Regions from separate parts of the Homo sapiens genome. Here region 1 is linked to region 2. The links are chromatin contacts, found by Hi-C in ENCODE. All regions are on one chromosome and are shown on one strand. The core of a region is the stretch at or near the end of the contact, and the rest is flanking DNA. Distances in the headings are between cores, read along the strand shown.

Region 1 (5,545 bases), core at 1,980-4,479, 410 kb before region 2:
CTCTGATGACATTGGATTATCCTTTACTGATAAGATACATTTGATAACTTTTTTGATCTTTAGAAAGCAAACAGCAGAATGCCAAGATTTATGAATAATATATAATCTCAATCATGCAAAGAAATCTGCATCTATACATGAATATGCATTAATGGTAATAAAGAATTTAAATGTTAACAGCAGCTAATTATAGAATTACAAGTAATTTTTATTTTCTTCCTTATACTTCTCTGTTTGCCAAATTCTTTTTAAAAAACAGAAATTTCAAGCTCATTCTTGTTGGAGAAAAGAAAAGGAGAGAATTACCTATATAAGCAGATAAAAAGTTATTTGAAAAATATCAAGCTACCCCTGCAGCAGTAGACATCATCCATTATAAATTCAGCTATGAAACAAGAAACTTAAGATGTGAAAGACCAGAAAGATTTTAGATTTTGAGTAGGAAGATTTTGAGGAAGACAAGGAACACTGTAGGTCCTTATTATTTTCTTAATCAGATGATGTCCAGAAGTTATTTGTGTGTTTTTGTTTTTGTTTTGTTTTGTTTTTTGTTTTTGGAGATGGAGTCTTGTTCTGTCACCCAGGCTGGAGTACAGTGGCATGGTCTCGACTCACTGTAACCTCTGCCTCTCAGGTTCAAGTGATTCTCGCGCCTCAGCCTCCCTAGCAGCTGAGACCGCAGGTGCGTACCACCATGTCCAGCTAGTTTTTTTTTTTTTTTTTGGGACGGAGTCTCGCTCTATCGCCCAGGCTGGAGTGCAGTGGCGCAATCTTGGCTCACTGCAACCTCCGCCTCCCGGGTTCACGCCATTCTCCTGCCTCAGCCTCCCGAGTAGCTGGGACTATAGGCGCCCGCCACCAAGCCCAGCTAATTTTTTTGTATTTTTAGTAGAGATGGGGTTTCACCGTGTTAGCCAGGATGGTCTTGATCTCCTGACCTCGTGATCCGCCTGCCTCGGCCTCCCAAAGTGCTGGGATTACAGGCGTGAGCCACCGTGCCCAGCCAGTTTTTGTATTTTTAGTAAAGATGGGGTTTCACCATGTTGGCCAGGCTGGTCTCAAAGTCCTGATCTCAAGTGAGCCACCCGCCTGGGCCTCCCAAAGTACTGGGATTACAGGCATGAGCCACCGTGCCTGGCCTATCCAGGAGTTATTTGTGTCTGACTCTCTTAATTCACAGAACAAAGTTTTGTTTTGTTTTGTTTGTTGTTGTTGTTGTTGTTTTGGTTTGGTTTGGTTTGGTTTGGATTGGGTTTTTTGTTTTCTTTTTTGAGATGGAGTTTCACTCTTGTTGCCCAGGCTGGAGTGCAATGGTGTGATATCGGCTCACTGCAACCTCTGCCTCTGGGTTCAAGCGATTCTCCTGCCACAGCCTCCCGAGTAGCTGGGATTAAGGCATGCGCCACCACACCCAGATAATTTTTTATTTTTAATAGAGACGGGGTTTCTCCATGTTGGTCAGGCTGGTCTCGAACTCCTGATCTCAGGTGACCTGCCCACCTGGCCTCTCAAAGTGCTGGGATTACAGGTGTAAGCCACCACACCTGGCACAAAACAAAGTATTTACAGGTAACCAGGTGTATAGAAAGAGTGGTGCCACGAGCCAGGTCACAGATACTTCTAAATGTGTTGCTCAGTCTCTGAGAAGCCAGGTCCATGGCTTTGAACCTTGCAGATGGGAAAATGTGGACTAAAATAGAAAGCATGTGTTCTTCCTCACCCTGATTATCTAGTCCTGCAGGCTTGTTGGGAGCAGTAGAAAGGACATAAGACTCAGCCACAGGCCCGAGTTCCAACTGTAGCTCTGACATAACCAGCTGTGTGACACTGGGCAATTCACGTAACTTCTGTGGGCATCTCCACCCTTGTTTGCAGATGAGATCTGCCCCCAGCTCTAAGATGTTTTCCCTGGCTGGATAAAATGTCGTGCCTGGATAACGTCCAAGATTGGAGACCACCCCGCTTTAATGTCTAACTGGGCCACTCCTTCCCTGGAATAGCCACTTAATGTCCTCAAACATACCGGAGTTTCCCCATCCCTTGGTTTCAGGTATCCTCCCTCAGGAAGATGTTGCAAGGACTGACTAATGCACATTAGTGTCCCAATAACGATGCCTGCTGCAGGTGCTGGGACTTCCAAGTCTAACCTAGGCTGGCAGTACGACCCCACTGTGATCTTAAAGCCACCTTTCTGTCCCGTCTCTGGGGCTTCCCATCCCACCCTATGTGATTACAGCTTAAGTCTCAGATGATGTCAAATCCTTCTGCCAAAGACCCTGATGCATTCACAAGAATGGGTTGATAGATAAGGCTAGTTTACACAGGAGGGGGAGTCCACGTTTAAGGAAGCAAGAACACCGTCTCCAATGCCCCCTCGAAGGACACTCTTGAGATCTTCATCTTTCCCAGAAACCACTGAAAACATCGCCCACATGGAAGGATGCTTTAAAGCCTTCTCCTTCGGTCCAGAGAAAATGAATTCTCCGAGTTTTCCTTTGGTTTTGTCTTGTTTTTAACCTTCACACGTTAATTTCCAGGGTTTCCCCCTCCTGGTTCCAGACAGCACCGATCATGAACTCATCTCTGATCGTCGTACGGTGAGTTGTAACCGCCCCCCCACCCCCCATCCACAGGGCAATTCGGAAGGTGGAGAGGGTGAGGTGGGAGTTTCCTGGGCAACCGGGCGCACACCCGCGCCCACACGGACAGGAAAAGCTTCGCTGTCTACGCAGGTGCGTCCCGAGCACCTGCGCACCTGTTGCGCGGCTCCCCACAGGTGGGCCCTGTCTCTTGCACTGGCCTGGAGACACCTGGGAGTAGGTGATTCCCCTGAGATCCGCGCATGTCTCTGTGAGGCGAGAGTGGGTGGGCAAGCGGGGCTGCGGCGGCCGCAGCGGGAGGGCGGGGTGGTCCCGAGCTCAGAGCCTTTTCCCGACTCCCACCCGGCTCAGCCGTCCACGCGTCCCGGACGCGGCAGCGCAGTCGTGCGGCAGGAGACCCCGTGGGACGCGCCGCAGAAGCCCCCAGGGCCCCGGCCCTCGCGCGTAGGGGACTGGAGACCCTGCGCGTCTCCTCCGCGCCTTCCTGCCCGGCGCCTGCACCTGCTCCCCGGCTCTCGGGCCCCTGGCTGGAGCGAGGCGGGAGGCGGACGGCCCGTATGCAAATATCCTGCGGGGCCGGGGCCGCCTCCAGAGCCCGGGATAAAAGGCGGGGCGGGGCGCGGGGCAGCGAAGCCGCTGCCTCCCGGGAGCCGGCAGAGCGCTCCGGCCCCGCACCCGCCGCCCGTCGCCCGCAGCCCCCTACCGCGCGGCCCGCGCCCCGCCGGCTCCCGGTAAGGACGCACCGCGGAGCGGGGACCCGAGGCAGGGGCGGGGTGGGGACACAGGCACGGGGTCCGGCTGCGCACCAGCCTGCGCTTTCCCATTGGAAACGTGGGCAGCGTGCACCTCCGCGCGCTTCCCCGCGGCCGGGCTGGTAGCATCTCCGCAGGTGCTGCGGCGGGCCAGTTCGTCCCCAGGCCATGGGCAGTCAAGGCGGAAAGGAGCTGCGTTGGGTCTGCGCGGGGTTAGGAGAGAACAAAATGCCCTCGGATTGGAGCGGGACCGGGAGTCCGAAAGGAAGAGGTTCCACCAGGGGTCTCTGGCTCCTCAGAGCTTATCCTGCTTTCCCCCAGCCGTCCGGAGACGCCGCGGGGAGGCAAGCGGAAAGGGGGAACCTGGCCGAGGGGGAAAGGTGCGGGTGTGGACACCTGTGAAGGAGCAGCACGAATCGAATCGGCCGTAGAGGCTGCAGACGCGGCCGCGAAACCACCGGCCACGCCGGGCAAGGGACCCAGCACTGCTGAGCGGGCACCTCGCCTAGTGGAAAAAAGACTTTAGTAGTTCCCCTCACCCCCTACTACTTTTTTTTTTCTTATTTAAAAAAATCCTCTGAAGTCTATTTTTAAAGCTAATACCAATCACAAGGTTGGCCAGTTTGACCTGCGGTTTGACCTGGTAGCCTGTTGTGAAAATCCCTTCCTCATCCCACGCCTTCCTCCACCCCATCCTGCATCCCAGAAGATGCAGTGTGGAAGGAAGACAAATATTCCCCCAGAAGGTGTCCGCCTCCAGCTTACTGTCCTCCCGTTTTATGATGCCTGATAGGGGTTGTTCACTGAGGTGGAGAGAAAGAAAGGAACCTCTCCCTCCTCCTCTGCTCCTGAAAACCAGCCAGAACCACTGCAGGGACCAAGGAGCTTTGGAGTTTCGGGAACACCTGAGGGCTGCCCAGGTGGAGATAAGAGCTTTGCTTTTGCAAATGGATGTCCTTGGAGCTCATCCTAGAAAGGATGAATTGGAGGGTAGGGAGTGGTGAGGCGGGGATATCTGACACATCTCTCCTTCTGTTTCTGTTTGTGTATGTTTGTCCTGGTTCTGGGCAGTCACTGGGTAAGAGAAGACTGGAAGCATGTCGGAGTTTTGGTTAATTTCTGCCCCTGGCGATAAGGAAAATTTGCAAGCTCTGGAGAGGATGAATACTGTAACCTCCAAGTCCAACCTGTCTTATAATACCAAATTCGCTATTCCTGACTTCAAGGTAAAATTCTTGGGGAGGAGTGAAAAAGGGATGGATTGGTCAGGGGGAGACAGGAGAGGGAGACAGGTTGCTACCTCAGGAAGCCAAGGAGAAAGTATCAAGGCAAAGCAGGGGCTCTGAGGACAAGCTGAGGTTTGAGGATGGACGGGGAGGTGATGGGCTAGGTGGGATATCATGCCATAGTCCCAAATAAATTGTGATACCTATGTAGATGCAGCCACAGGAAGGAATGAACAGGGGGACAAGGTTGTGGGTAGCAGTGTCTAATGCTTCAAAAAGTGGGAAGCACGTTAAATGCACACTCAGGTTCTCTTGGGTGTTCCTCTGGCTCCTCCTGGTTTGTCTGCAACATCTCAGAAGACCCACCATATAGTTTAGATGTGCAGGCTTGGGGGGCTTCAGCCTTGATTGTACTCTTGACCTGGGGGCAGGGGAGGAAATCTAGGATCCCTTTGGTCCTGAGGGAGGGGAAGGGAGGGAATTTGGTGACAGAAGAGAGTTTGGGTCATGCCCAGGCATCTAAGGGTTCTTGGAGTGGAGGGCAAAGTTCAAACGAAACCAACATTAAGGAAGAATGAGGCCAGGCGCGGTGGCTCACGCCTGTAATCCCAGCACTTTGGGAGGCCGAGGTGGGTGGATCATGAGGTCAGGAGATCGAGACCATCCTGGCTAACACGGTGAAACCCCGTCTCTACTAAAAAATACAAAAAAATAGCCAGGCATGGTGGCGAGCGCCTGTAGTCCTAGCTACTCGGGAGGCTGAGGCAGGAGAATGGTGTGAATCCGGGAGGTGGAGCTTGCAGTGAGCCGAGATTGCGCCACTGCACTCCAGCCTGGGTGAACGGCGAGACTCTGTCTCAAAAAAAAAAAAAAAAAAAGAATGAGACATGTGCAATTTTTTTCCCCCCGAGTAGCTGGGATTACAGGCGTGTGCCACCATGCCCGGCTAATTTTTGTATTATTAGTA
Region 2 (4,743 bases), core at 263-2,762:
GCTTTGTCACACATCAGTCCAGCCCTCTATCAACTCTCGGTCTGAAATGGTTTTTAAATTACATTTTAATTTTTAAAAACCAACCTCCAGCCGGGCGCGGTGGCTCACACCTGTGATCCCAGCGCTTTAGGAAGCTAAGGCAGGTGGATCAACTGAGGTCAGGAGTTCGAGATCAGCCTGGCCAACATGGTGAAACCCTGTCTCTACTAAAAATACAAAAGAAATTAGCTGGGTGTGGCGGTGCACACCTGTATTCCCAGCTACTCGGGAAGCTGAGGCAGGAGAATCGCTTGAACCTGGGAGGCAGAGGTTGCAGTGAGCCAAGATCATACCACTGCACTCCAGCCCCAGCAACAGAGTGAGACTCCGTCTCAAAAAAAAAAAAAAAAAAATCCGTTGAACTATTCAGCCTCTACATACATCAGGAACTCAATCAGTTGTGATGGTTTGTCACAGATGCCCTTGCTGGCCTTTTTTGCCCTGGTCCCTGTGTCTGGAGCCTGTGGCCAGGGCTGGAGGTATCTGAGCAAACTGCATGGCTGTTCCCAGCTGCTCAGGGCCACAGCCTGCGGTCAGCCTGACAAAGCCTCCCAGGACACACAGCAAGGACCCCCCAGGACACACCGTCCTCTCTAAAGACACTCACGGGATGCCTTCTGGGGGTTCAGGGAAGCCAGAACCGCTGCTCCTTGGGCATGGCAGGAACCTGTCGTCGCAGTGCAGGGAGCACAGACACCTCCACGAAAACAGCACTCAGAAAAGCCTGACCCAGGGTCCTAGCTCACAGAGGCCCACCCCGCCGCACTCCTGCTGTGCTCATCTTTACCAGGAAAATTTAAGTCACTAGATGCCACCCTGTGTCATCCCAGCTCCAAGGGGAGGAACAGAGGAGAGACAGAGTCCCAGGCCTGCAGCTCTGATTTTAGACTAATGTTTTTCCAAAAGGTCCCATCCCTCAGCTCCGTCCTCATGCAAGTGTGGGAAGACGAAGCTGGCAGCTCTTTCTGGCCTGGCTCTCAGCCCTGTCTTCTCCACGCCAGCCCTCCGCCCGAGCCCAGTAGGGGCTTCGTTGCCACTGCTCACCCACACCACGCCATGGCAATGGTGACCTCACCTGTTTTTTGCCCCTGTCCTGATGGTTCTGTTCCCTGCAGCTCCCTTGGGGCTCACAGCCCATCGGTATCTCCCCACTGGGTGCAGGATACCGTGGAAAATACCCCGGGGCCTGCCCCCATGTGCCCTGCCACCCCCGTCCTTGTCTCCTCCCCCACATCTCCCAAAATACCAGGCTCTCTCTTGCATCCAAGCTTTTGTGGTCACCCCAGTTTTTCTACCTGGCAAGTCCTTTCACCTGTGAAGTCCCAACTCCTTGCTGCCTCCCTCATAGAAGCAGAATCCAGCAGGGGCACACAGGACTGGCTACAGTGCGAGCTCAGTGGTTCACTGGCTGCCCTGCTGCCCTGCACCCCGGGCACTCTGCGCAGGCCTCTATTCGTCAGGGCTTTGTCTGCACTTAGCTCTTCCCTTACAAAGATAGGAAGCAGCGCGCCAGCTGAATGGACCCACAGAGAAGCTGCGTGGAAGGAACTGTGAATCTGCCAGCACCTACCGGAACAGCACAAAACTCAGAGAACCGGAAGCAGAGAGTGCAGGAGGCAGAAGTGATGAGAGCAGCGGGCGTCCATGGAGCTCAGCTGAGCCAGACCAGGAGAGGCTGCCACGGAGGGAGCCTGGTTGTACCCAGTTAGAGCAGAAACAGGGCTGAGGGCTCGGACCATAAGCCCTCAGATTCTCACTGTTCCTTTCAGCTGGTGACTGACTGTGTGACCGTGGGCGGTCACTTAATCTTGCCGGTAAGGGCCTCAGTTTCCTCATCTGTAGAATGGCGTTGGAAAGGCATGGCTGGGAGGTCTCAGATAAAGCAGAGTGCTGTGTGAACGCTCTGGGTTTGCAGACAGAGTGGATGTTCCTAGTGCATTGCACTCATTTTCCTCGCCCAACATAAGCTCATGACTTCCGCCATCGTTCCCAAACAAGCAGGAAGCTTCACACTGATGCCTGATCCACAATTCCCAAAGCGCCCTCAGGGCCACCATTTCTTGCGAGCCTCGCAGCATCCACGAGGGGGCAGCACAGGACTAACATCGCCCCACGGCCTGACGGGCTGCCGGAAGCAAGTGCAATAATGGTGGGGGTGGCCCCCAGGAGCCCCAGCTTTGCTCCCTCCCCCTCCCCCACCCTGTGCGGAGGACTCCGGCCTTGGGGTAGGGGGCTGCTGAACTGGGCGTGGCATCTAGTCAGGAACTCTCTGCCCCCCAGCCCTAGGGCTCAGATCACACACACACACACACACACACACACACACACACACACACACACGGGGCCCGCCCCTTTCCTAGGAGCTGTCCGTTCCCAGGACAACAGTCAACACAGCACAGGCGGGAGTTCAAAACGAAACTGGGCTCAAATGCTCTCCCCAGCCCGGAGAGCCCTGTCCCCATCGGCCACTCTGAGCTCGAGGCCTAAAGGGACAGTGAGGAGGACCCTGCCCAGGCTCTCCCGGGGTTAGGAGGGACAGAGTGTTCCAGGAGGAGGTTTGAGCTGAGCTCAGGCACAGGTCTCTCTCTCTCTCTCTCTGACACAAGCGCACACACACACACACACTTGCACCATGGGGAGCCACCCCACCCCTGGGCTCCAGAGAACCACATCAGCTGGGTACCGATTGCCCCCCACCAGGCCACCAGCCTCGGTCTCCCCAGCTGCCCGGGGTGGCCCTATGGCCAGCAGGGGTCTTGCTGGTGGCTGCCAGGCCCCCCAGGCTCTGAAGGCGCAGCGGGTGGCTCAGGGAGCTGCCTGCGATGGCGTGCAGCAGGACCAGCTGTGGCGGGAGCTCCTGGAGGCCGAGCGGCGGGGCCAGCAGCGCTGGTGAGTACCTGCCCTCCCTTTTCCACCCTGACTCCGCAGCCTGACTGCAAGTTGGGGAAGGTTTTGGAGAAAGGGAGATGGGAGGGCAAATGATCTGGCTGAGGGACAGAGGGCATGGCATGCCCGGGGGAAGGTGGGTCACCAGCCCAGCCCAGAGCCAGACCCGAGCCTGAGCCTAAGAAGCGAGGAAGATGGAAGCCAAGACCAGATGCCGCTGGGTCAGAGCAGCCCCACCTCGTTCATTCCGACTGCGACGCGGCCGGTAATCCCTTGAGCTGGAGCCTGCTGGCCTAGTCTGGGTTAGAGGAGCTGGCTGTCTGACCTGACTCGGGGAAAGGATGCTCCTTCATGCATTCATTCAACCAAAAATACCCATGAGCCGCTCTGAAACGAGACCAGACTGCAACAAGGGACTAGACAGACCTGGCCATGGCTCCACCGAGCCTTCATACTCAGGACAGGGCAGCCAAAAAGCAAGCAGAGAAGCAAACAAGTACAAATCTGTATGAAGTGTGACCAGCGGTAAGAAGGAAACAGTTCAGGGTCGGGGGCAGAGCCGGCTGAAGGCCTCTCTGAGGAGGAGACATTTAAGCTGAGACATGAAATAGGAGAAGGAGCCAAGAGTTTGATGTATCTAAAAAACAAAACAAAGAATTCGTGTAGCTGAGGCACAGGGAGTGAGGAAGGCCACAGGATGAGGGGGAGCAGCGGGGGCCACCCCAGCCCTTATAAAAGTCTGGATGCATTTTTTCCAAAGGAGACACCATCCAGGATTTTAAGCGGGAACATGGCATGATCTCGATTACATTTTTAAGTGAGCAGCCTGATAGATTCTAGGATGCATTCATCTTGCACCACTGAAACTTCATACCCGTTGATTAGCAACGCCCCATTCCCCCTCCTCCCAGCCTCTGGCACCCACCATTCTAGTCTTTGCTTCCAGGAGTCTATTTTCAGTGCCTCATAGAAGTGGAATTGTGCAATATTTGACTTTCCATGTCTGTTTTGTTAGTATCCTGTCCTCCAGGTTCATCCATCTTGTTGCATATCGCAGAATTTCCTCCCATTTTAAGGGTGAATGTATATATGTGTGCAGTTTCTTTATTCATTTGTCAATGGACTTTTAGGTTGCTTCCACATTTGACTATTATGTGTAGTGCTACAATGGGCATGGGAGTGATTTCAGTTCTTTTGGAGAAATTCTCAAAAATGGATATCTTAGTCCATTTTGCATTGCTGTCAAGGAACACCTGAGGCTGGGTAATTTATAAAGAGGTTTATTTGGCTCACAGTTCTGCAGGCTGTACGAGCATAGTCCTGGAATCCACTTGGCTTCTGGTAAGGGCCTCAGGAATCTTACAATAATGGCAGAAGGTGAAGGAGGAGCAGGCATGTCACATGGTAAGAGGGACCAAGAGACAGAGAGAGAGACAGAGAGAGAGGAGGTGTCAGGTTCTTTTTAACAACCAGCTCTCTCCTGTGAACTAATAGAGCAAGAGCTCATCCATTACCGCAAGGATGGCACGAAGCCATTCGTGACCCAAACACCTCCCACTAGGCCCTACCTTCAACACTAGGGATCACATTTCAGTATGAGATTTGGAGAGAACAAACATTCAAACCATATCGGAGGGATTGCAGGATTATACGGTACCTCTATTTGTAATTTTTTGAGGAACCTCCATTGTCTTTTGCATAGCAGTGGCACCATTTCGCATTCCCATCAGCAGTATCTCAGCATTTCAGTTTCTCCACACGCTGGCCAACACTCATTGATTGTCTTTTGTTTTTTGATAACAGCCATCCTAATAGGTG

The links. A loop is a pair of places that touch in the nucleus more often than their neighbours do. Pooled maps may share reads with other maps.
Region 1: a map of PC-3 shows a loop between it and region 2 (7-fold over the local background). The contact joins the promoter of ATP6V1C2 here to the promoter of FLJ33534 in region 2. A Hi-C loop is called at or near these places in 2 of 168 maps with a recorded cell type or tissue (Calu3 and PC-3) and 1 of 50 pooled maps.

Annotation. Positions count from the first base shown.
Region 1 is chr2:10,718,401-10,723,945 of GRCh38, forward strand. ATP6V1C2 (ATPase H+ transporting V1 subunit C2) reads left to right here and starts at 3,230. Exons shown (of 14, transcript NM_001039362.2): 1 at 3,230-3,331; 2 at 4,424-4,578. The coding sequence starts at 4,450.
Region 2 is chr2:11,130,664-11,135,406 of GRCh38, forward strand. It overlaps FLJ33534 (Putative uncharacterized protein FLJ33534), which reads right to left and starts at 1,513. Exons shown (of 9, transcript NR_040080.1): 1 at 1,352-1,513. It overlaps CIMIP5 (ciliary microtubule inner protein 5), which reads left to right and starts at 2,465. Exons shown (of 3, transcript NM_001371321.1): 1 at 2,465-2,928. The coding sequence starts at 2,672. RefSeq lists an enhancer at 1-120.